3 separate regions of the Mus musculus genome follow, and regions 2 and 3 are each linked to region 1. A link is a contact called in ENCODE Hi-C or POLR2A ChIA-PET data. All regions are on one chromosome and are shown on one strand. Each heading gives the region's core, a stretch centred on a gene start or an enhancer-like site at or near the end of the contact. The rest is flanking DNA. Distances are from core to core; before and after follow the strand shown.

Region 1 (2,542 bases), core at 15-2,514:
GATGAAGAAATCCAGGCATCTGGGAGCCAAAGAGAATTGCCTAAGAGATGCACCCACACCAAAGTGGAGGGAGAACTTGGAAGCACGTTTTCTGCTTTTTTCAATTACTAATTTGGTTTCTTTCCACGACACCCTTAGAAAAAGTCTCTAGTCTAAGAGGCCACTGTGAACTAGGAAGTCACAGAGAAGGCAGCTTCCAAGATCCAGTGTTTCTTCTCTGGCCTCCCCAGCACCATCCAGACCCAGCAAACCACTGGCTAAAGGAAATGGAGGCCTGGGGGGGGGGGGAATGTGGGGGGGGGGCGGCGAGCACTTTCTGACCCAAGAATGTGAGGCTGGTATTTTCCCCCAGCATAAAATAGAGAAAAACTGGGAGTTGGCCTTCCCGCAGTCCCTGACGTGTCTTGGGCTGAAAGCCAAGTACTTAATCCTTTCTACCATGGCTCCCTCCTTGGAGAAACAGTTTTGATTCGTTTTTAAAGACAGGTTCTTGCTACGTCACCCAGGCTGGCCCTGAACTCACTGCGTACTTTGATTTCTTGATGGCTGACTATGAGTACTGAAAACTCCAACCCGGCAGCGTGTAGTGCTGTGTGCCTCTCCTTATAGAGTTAAACTCAGCCAGGCCTGCCCGAGAGAAACCCTAAACTGGCGCCACATTCCTGCTGGAACTCTGTCACAGTCTCAGCTCAAACTGGCCTCCAGATGGACAAGGTAAAGGTGGGGGCATGAGGGCGGAGGGCGGAGGGAAGTGAGATCAGGACCTTGTGGCAACAGAGAAGCCAGTGGACTGGAAAGCCGGCCAGTGGTTAAAGAGGTCAGAGCAGCCAGGCACCAGTGAGTTCACTTACCTAAGATCGCCACCGACAGACGGCCCAGGGGGTGGTCGCTGGCTCTGCTCACGGGGATCCACCTTGGGCCGCTCAGACCTCCCTCGCCCTCTCCAGTCCCAGGTAAGTGGTGGAGCAGGCTCTCGAGCAGGAAGTGGATGCTGTATGCAAATCTCTACGGAGAGGAAGCCTCTGCTCAGCCTCTCCCCGTGGGGCAGTGAATCAACCGCCAAGAAGTCACTTTATTTCTTAAAACAGAAACCTCTTGCGTTCACCAGAGAGAACCAGCAACCAATTAGGCTGCATCCTGCTTTTACCACCCAGATAAGAAACTGTGAGGAATGCCCCGGGCTTCTGGGTTACTGCAGCGCCTGAGAAGGTGTCTCCCGGAGACAGAACTTGCGGTCTTCACACTGCTTATTCTTGAGCAGCTTCAAACGAGCCTGGGCCTGATAATGGGAGGGAATATGAAGCAAGAACTTTTAACTGTGTTTTTTAACTCACCAAAACAGATTTGCTGCCTGTAACTATGGGGCAAAGGATTCACTGCCTACAGCCCTGTGCAGGACTGTATCACACACACACACACACACACACACACACACACACACACACACACACCTCTGACTTCTCATTTCACAATCTTTTGATTTGGGTTTTTGTTTGTTTTGCTTTTTTGTTTGTTTTTGTTTTCGAGACAGGGTTTCTCTGTGTAGCCCTGGCTGTCCTGGAACTCACTCTCTAGATCAGGCTGGCCTCGAACTCAGAAATCCCCCTGCCTCTGCCTCCTAACGCTGGGATTAAAGGCATGTGCCACCACTGCCTGGCTCTCATTTCACAATCTTAAGTTTATTTCTTTCTTTTCCCTTTGTTTATTCAGTACACTACAGAATTTATTGCACAGACAGGGATCCTGGAGGCAGAACAATGGCACCATGCTATGTGTGGGTAATATAAATCCAGGTTATTTCTAAAGCACTGGAGGGTGATGGGAGCCAGTCCGGGTGTGAACTCTCAGGCCACCAGCCAGCACTGATCGCAGCCACTGAACTTCCCCCCTCTACCATAGAAAGTGTCTCAGACTGAGCCAGTCCAGTCTCTCCACTCTTGCATAGGGAACATTGCCCAAAATGTCCTCAATCAGATTGCCCCAGGTCTGCCTAAGTATTACACTTAAAGTTGTACCACACATTATAAACAAAGGGAATGTGGCTTGTTTTTAAAACTTTATAATAAAGTGGTACACATTGTGGTGTGTTCTTACAATGAAGTACTACTTAGCTGTTAAAACAATGAAAATTTGTATTCATTTGTATTATTTGTACAAACATGGGAAGGTGGCTTTGAGAAATTATTTAATAAAACATTATTCTTGACAATATATATATATATATGTAGTGACAGAGAGAGAGAGGTGTCCCCAGCATGTAGGACACTGCTTATGACATTGTAGGCAGTCACTGTATACCTGTTGGATCATCACGTCAGAAATGGCTGTAGCTGAGCCTGGTAACACAGGCCTGATAGTCCCATATTTATTAGCTCAGCCTTGAACTTTCTGCCTCGAACATTATTATTAGATCTTAGGGGTTGGGGGAAAACAACACTCCTTGTGGAGTGGCTGAAACGAGGGTAATTGGGGAGGGGCAGCTGTCAGCATTGAAAGGAGAACAGGAAAGGAAGGCATGGAAGGGGTGGTAGAGGAGAGAAGA
Region 2 (2,542 bases), core at 13-2,512, 52 kb before region 1:
TTTCTTAGGAAAGCAGAGCTTGAGAACATAGCAGGATTCCCAACCCAAATCCGGGTTTTCTGTCGTTAATAATAGGTATAATGTGAACACAATAAGCCAGCCACATTGTTTGCAATGTGGCTTACAAATCTATTATCCTATCTTTGAGGCCCCACAGGCAGCTTTAAAGTTAGCACTGTTACCAAGTTTTGCTGTTATGCCTTTAATTATCCTAGTTAATGCTGCCCAGGGCCTTGCTTCTAAGCAAGATTTAGCTTTAGGGAAAGAAGGCCATCTCCAGGTGCCCTGACTCTTCAATGACTTCTCTCTGACCTTGTTAAGAAAACAAACTATGCTGATCTGCACCTTCGGAAAGACTTCCTGAAAGCTTTAGGTTTAAAAACTTGTATTATCGACATTTTATAAGGTTTCACTTTCAGACTGTAAGAGTTTTGCTGTTAGAATCTGCTGTTAGATCTGGGGGGGGGGTGTGAGGGTGAGGGGCTGGGGTATGATTCAAATTTGGTCTGCTGAGATGGCTAACCGCTCCATGGCCTGAGCTTCAGCTTCATCCCAAGAACCTTGGTGGGAGGAAAGAAGCAATTCCATAAAGCTCTCTCTGTCTCTCTCTCTCTCTCTCTCTCTCTCTCTGTCTCTCTCTGTCTCTCTCTGTCTCTCTCTCTCTCTCACACACACACACACACACACACACACACACAAACCTAAAGACATCCAAAGTCCCTATAAACATTCCGTAACCATGGGACACAAAGCTAGATGAAAACCCGAGAAAGGGAGGAGGGCTTTTGAGGATTTACCACACTCAGGTACAACTGTAGACTCTTTCCTTCATCCTGACAGCCTCCCAGGGAGTCAGTTCTCTCTCTCTCTCTCTCTCTCTCTCTCTCTCTCTCTCTCTCTCTCTCTCTCTCTCCCTCTCTCTCTCCCTCTCTCTCTCTCTCTGTCTCTCTCTCTCTCTCTCTCTCCCCCTCTCTCTCTCTCTCTCCCTCTCTCTCTCTCTCCCTCTCTCTCTCTCCCTCTCTCTCTCTCTCTCTCTCTCTCTGTGTGTGTGTGTGCGTGCGTGTGTGTGTGTGTGTGTGTGTGTGTGTGTGTGTGTAGCCTGCTGTGACAGAGTAAAGTAACATGTTTAAGGTCATGTTATGTGTAAGAGACTTGGGCTGCAAACCTAGGCGTGCCTGATTGGTGCTGAACCACACATTAGAACCTGTGACGCCTGCCACAGATTTGGCTTGGCAGTGTTGCAGGTCGCATACTGTGACTAGAGAACTTGGACAGTACCGGTATTCAGTCATAGAATTTCTTCACCCACCCTGGCAACTTATCATTCTCTGCTCTCTTGCTTGTTTGTATATTTAGCTGAGAGGCTCAACTGCAGACATTTCCCACACCCTACTAAGCAGAGTGCAGAAATTCACTTGCTTTGTTCCAGCTATGCCAGCATCCAACAGGGTTCAGCTAGCCCTGCTGTGAAGCTGGTTTCCTCTCCTTCCTACCTGCAGCAGGCAGTGTCATCTGGCCCTTCTCCAGGAATGGAGCTGGGCTGCTCTTTAGAGAGGTGTGATGGATGGCCAGTGGTCTCGGTTGTCATTTATTGGTTGAATACGTACATTCTGCAGTGCTGTTTCTCCATTTCTTACATTCTGTCTCTGAATCTTTTATCTCATCTTCATGGTGATTTATAGGAGCCTTGAATACAATAATCTTAAAAGTGAGGAATAAGGAACCAATCTTCTGTTTATTAGGAATACACACACACACATACACACACACACACACACACACTCACTCACTCACACACACACTCACTCACACACACACTCACCACCACGTGCTTCTTTGAAGATTTGACCCAGAAACTGATCATCAGTCAAAGGTTCTATGAAGCTCAGAGGCAAGAGACTGACTTCTTAACCTCATGAGCTTTCCCACCCTGGCATGCATTCTCCTCAGCTGGACTTTAAGTAATTGCAGAACAAGTGTGTGTGTTACTTCTTTTGTGTATACTGCCTTACAAATAGTAGACTGTGAGTGAGTGGTGGAGATTCAGGTTGGTTTCTTTGTTGCTGTGGTAGCTGCTAAACTCTCCTTTGAATGGCAGTTTCACTAGAAAAGATAACAAGAGAGGATTGGGGCTTCCACCTCAACACTGGTGTGTCTGAGACTCTGGTTGGTGTCTTTTCAGAGAATGATGAGTGATACACTGCTATCCAAAGACTCGGTTCGGGATCTTGAATTTTAAAACCCTGCCTGTAGAGATGCTCTGCTCACATACTTTGGACACACACTTAAGCTCATCTCCCAGCATCCCCTGAAGCACTCAGATGCCAGCCTTGTCAGAAGTGGGTTAAACAGCTGCCTATAGACACAGCAGGAGATGCCCCAGATATGCCCCCTTGCTGATGTAGATATTGGGCTTCTCCTTTCTACAAGGCAGTTTAGGGTCAGGCTGATAGGTCCTTGGCTTGGGTGCAGGATTGTCTTTCACAGAGGAGTTAGTAAATGACTTCACTTAGGGAAACCTTCTAAATGAGATGCATAACTG
Region 3 (2,542 bases), core at 23-2,522, 34 kb before region 1:
CCTATCAATGGGGAGATACTGATGGCGCATCCAGTCCCTTCTGTGACGAGGAGAAGCCAAAGACATTAGGGCCAAGAAACCAAATTTGGAGACCACATGGCTATAGCTGGCACAGTCATTGGGTTGAACTGTGTGTATTACTGGCTGGCTTTTCAATATACTAGCACAACTAAACAGGTTTGTCCAGGAACTGGTAGGGACCTGGAGTCCTTCCCAAGTACCAACTGCTGGTTCCTGGGACTGGCAGGTTCTTAGAGATGTAGACAGAATGTCAGTATTCTGGGAATGTGCAGACATGATACAGACAGCTAAGGGATAGAAATATCCAGTCAGTCATGACCTTCATGGATCAGTTTATTTCTAAGAATACTATTTTTCAGACTCCACAGGCTGGCACTGGGTAAGACTGGATATGAGGCAGACTTAGCTCCTGACCCTTAGCCAGACCCTTGAATTTTACCACCTTACCTTAGCTTCCACTTTGGGTTGTAAACTCAAACAAGTGGTTCACACTGACAGAGATCCTAAAGACTCAGATGATAAGGGTGCTGCTTACACACCTTCCCTGCCCTCTACCCACAGGGTGGATGGTGGTCAACTTTTCTTTCCCCTGGGGAAAAGGTGGCCTGAGGCTACTGACTGTGTCCTGCCCTATGCTGCTTACTTAGTCCTTGCAGTGAGGTGTGATGATCCCCGATCTCCGTGCAGGATGAGACTGAAACTGGGTTGTGAGTTCAAGTCCAGTGACTTCCCTGCTCTTTCTCTAATGTCAGAATCCTTGGTAAAAAACAAGCCAGAGAAACCAGGGCCACTCTTGCCTTCAGACACACAGTTCCCACAGGACAGTGTGAAAGTCACAGGTCTAGTCTGGCTTCCTAGTTAAATAGAAATGGTCTCTAACGTATCTCTAAATCTACAAAGGACAAGATGGCAAGCAGTCCATAAAACAGCTAGCTCTGAAGCTGGGTAATATTTCCTCCAAGTTGTTGAGCAAGTTTGATTCCTTCTAAATTCTCCCATGGTTTAAGTGTAACCAAGCCCCACGGCACAGGTTAGGGAGTAGAATGTTCCCCACCTATCACAAAAGAACAAATATCTCTTTGGTTAAGTGTTTTCTTGTGCCAAATGCTTTGAATATCACTTCACTTATCTTCACAGCACCGTGTATAGTGATGATCCATTTTGTGAACAGGGTTGCAGAAGGGCAGGATTTAAGAACTTGGGCCATGGCCACATAGCCTGTGCTTAGGAGGCTAATGTGACACATGCTTTTTTGGCATGACAGAAGTGTCCTTCCCAATTTTCACTTGCCTCTCTGAAAAAGGGAGGAACAGAATGTAACAGCTACAATGCCCAGCCCACTCCACCACTCTAGCCTCCTAAAACTTCACACTTGTTGGTAAATAGCCAAGCAAACAAAGCTCTACTTCCTAGAACTTTGACTGATACCTCTAAGTTACTGGCAGGACCAGTTTGAGTACTGGGTGGAGGAGTGATGCTGCTTCATAGGTCTCAAGGTTCAAAATATCCTGAGCCATAGAAATAACTGTGGCATCCCCAAACATCCCAGTACCTTGAATGAAGAAACAACCCCCCTAGAGAGGGTGCCTGCCCCAGAGGAAGAGCCAGGCGCTGTGGTCCCTCACTCACCATCCGATGAATGTACTTAGTATGTAAGCCATGCTCGTCCTCGTCCAGCTGCGACTCAGCGCCTTCCACATCCTGTTTGTATTTGGGGCTGATTGCTACGATTATCATCACTGTCTTCTGTAATGAGAAGGAGGAAAGCATGTTTATGGAAGCAGGAAGCATGGTTCGTTTGGTGAAGGCCAGCTGGAAACTGGCCAGCAGGACCATACGCGGTCCCTGACCTGCTGGCCAGTACACGACCAGTCCCTCTGTGAAAGCAAAAGGCATCAGCGCCGCCCAACCCCCACAGGCCTGCTGTCACCTCTACCCCTCCCCACTGCCTCTGCGCCCAGCACCCACAAACATGCAGAACAAATGGTTCTGAGAGGAATTCTCCTGCCGTCCACAACCTTCTCTAATAAACATCTGATGAAATCTGAAATCACTGACTCTGCATGGAGGCAGAAAGACATCACCACTGCACGGAAAAGCACCCTTCTTCCCTGCAGCCTGATGTGAGCTGTCAGTCACCATGCACCTCCACTGCCCTGCTTCACCTGTGCACATCAGCACAGTCAGTAGGAGCAGACCCTTCAACACACAGCAAACGCCGGGCTGCAGGCAAAAGGAAGGCAGCAAAACCCAGCCTGCTGAGACTCCCACCCCACCCACTCCTGCCCAAAGAAGTACCCAGACACAGACATGCTGGCAGCAATCAATTTCTATCTTGTTAAAGCACAGAGTGTCCCAGTGGCTAGTATAGATTCTGTCTGTGGAAAACGAATCACAGGGCTGCAAGTGGGTGCCCTGGGGTAGCATGCTGCTTAGCTTTCAAAGCTGCCCAGAAACCTCTCAAGCCCAGTCCTACAAAATGCTTGGAATGGCCTCCAATTCAGCTGGGTTCTGCTGCACC

Evidence for each region. Hi-C counts contacts between places; a loop is a spot of excess contacts on that map. ChIA-PET counts read pairs that join two places held with the same protein, here RNA polymerase II (POLR2A).
Region 2: POLR2A ChIA-PET joins it to region 1 with 18 read pairs in Patski. The contact joins the enhancer-like site here to the promoter of Traf3ip2 in region 1. A Hi-C loop is called at or near these places in 2 of 37 maps with a recorded cell type or tissue (gastrocnemius and heart). POLR2A ChIA-PET finds 5 or more read pairs at or near these places in 1 of 5 experiments (Patski).
Region 3: a loop to region 1 is called in a map of gastrocnemius, with 8 times the contacts of the local background. The contact joins the enhancer-like site here to the promoter of Traf3ip2 in region 1. A Hi-C loop is called at or near these places in 3 of 37 maps with a recorded cell type or tissue (gastrocnemius and heart). POLR2A ChIA-PET finds 5 or more read pairs at or near these places in 3 of 5 experiments (Patski and embryonic stem cell).

What each region holds. Positions count from the first base shown.
Region 1 is chr10:39,611,656-39,614,197 of GRCm38, reverse strand. Traf3ip2 (TRAF3 interacting protein 2) reads right to left here and starts at 1,264. Exons shown (of 9, transcript NM_134000.3): 1 at 852-1,264. It overlaps Gm16364 (predicted gene 16364), which reads left to right and starts at 516. Exons shown (of 6, transcript NR_152259.1): 1 at 516-714.
Region 2 is chr10:39,664,080-39,666,621 of GRCm38, reverse strand. All of the region lies in intron 2 of E130307A14Rik (RIKEN cDNA E130307A14 gene), which reads left to right. Among named protein-coding and RNA genes, the nearest start is that of Gm16364, 52 kb to the right of the region's middle. Within about 2 kb of position 1,262, at least 1 of the 3 ENCODE cell types and tissues checked has a DNase peak (open chromatin) inside an H3K27ac peak, as active enhancers do; it is gastrocnemius, where a contact is called at or near this core.
Region 3 is chr10:39,646,074-39,648,615 of GRCm38, reverse strand. It overlaps Traf3ip2 (TRAF3 interacting protein 2), which reads right to left. Exons shown (of 9, transcript NM_134000.3): 7 at 1,651-1,767. All of the region lies in intron 2 of E130307A14Rik (RIKEN cDNA E130307A14 gene), which reads left to right. Among named protein-coding and RNA genes, the nearest start is that of Gm16364, 34 kb to the right of the region's middle. Within about 2 kb of position 1,272, at least 2 of the 3 ENCODE cell types and tissues checked have a DNase peak (open chromatin) inside an H3K27ac peak, as active enhancers do; they include gastrocnemius and heart, where a contact is called at or near this core.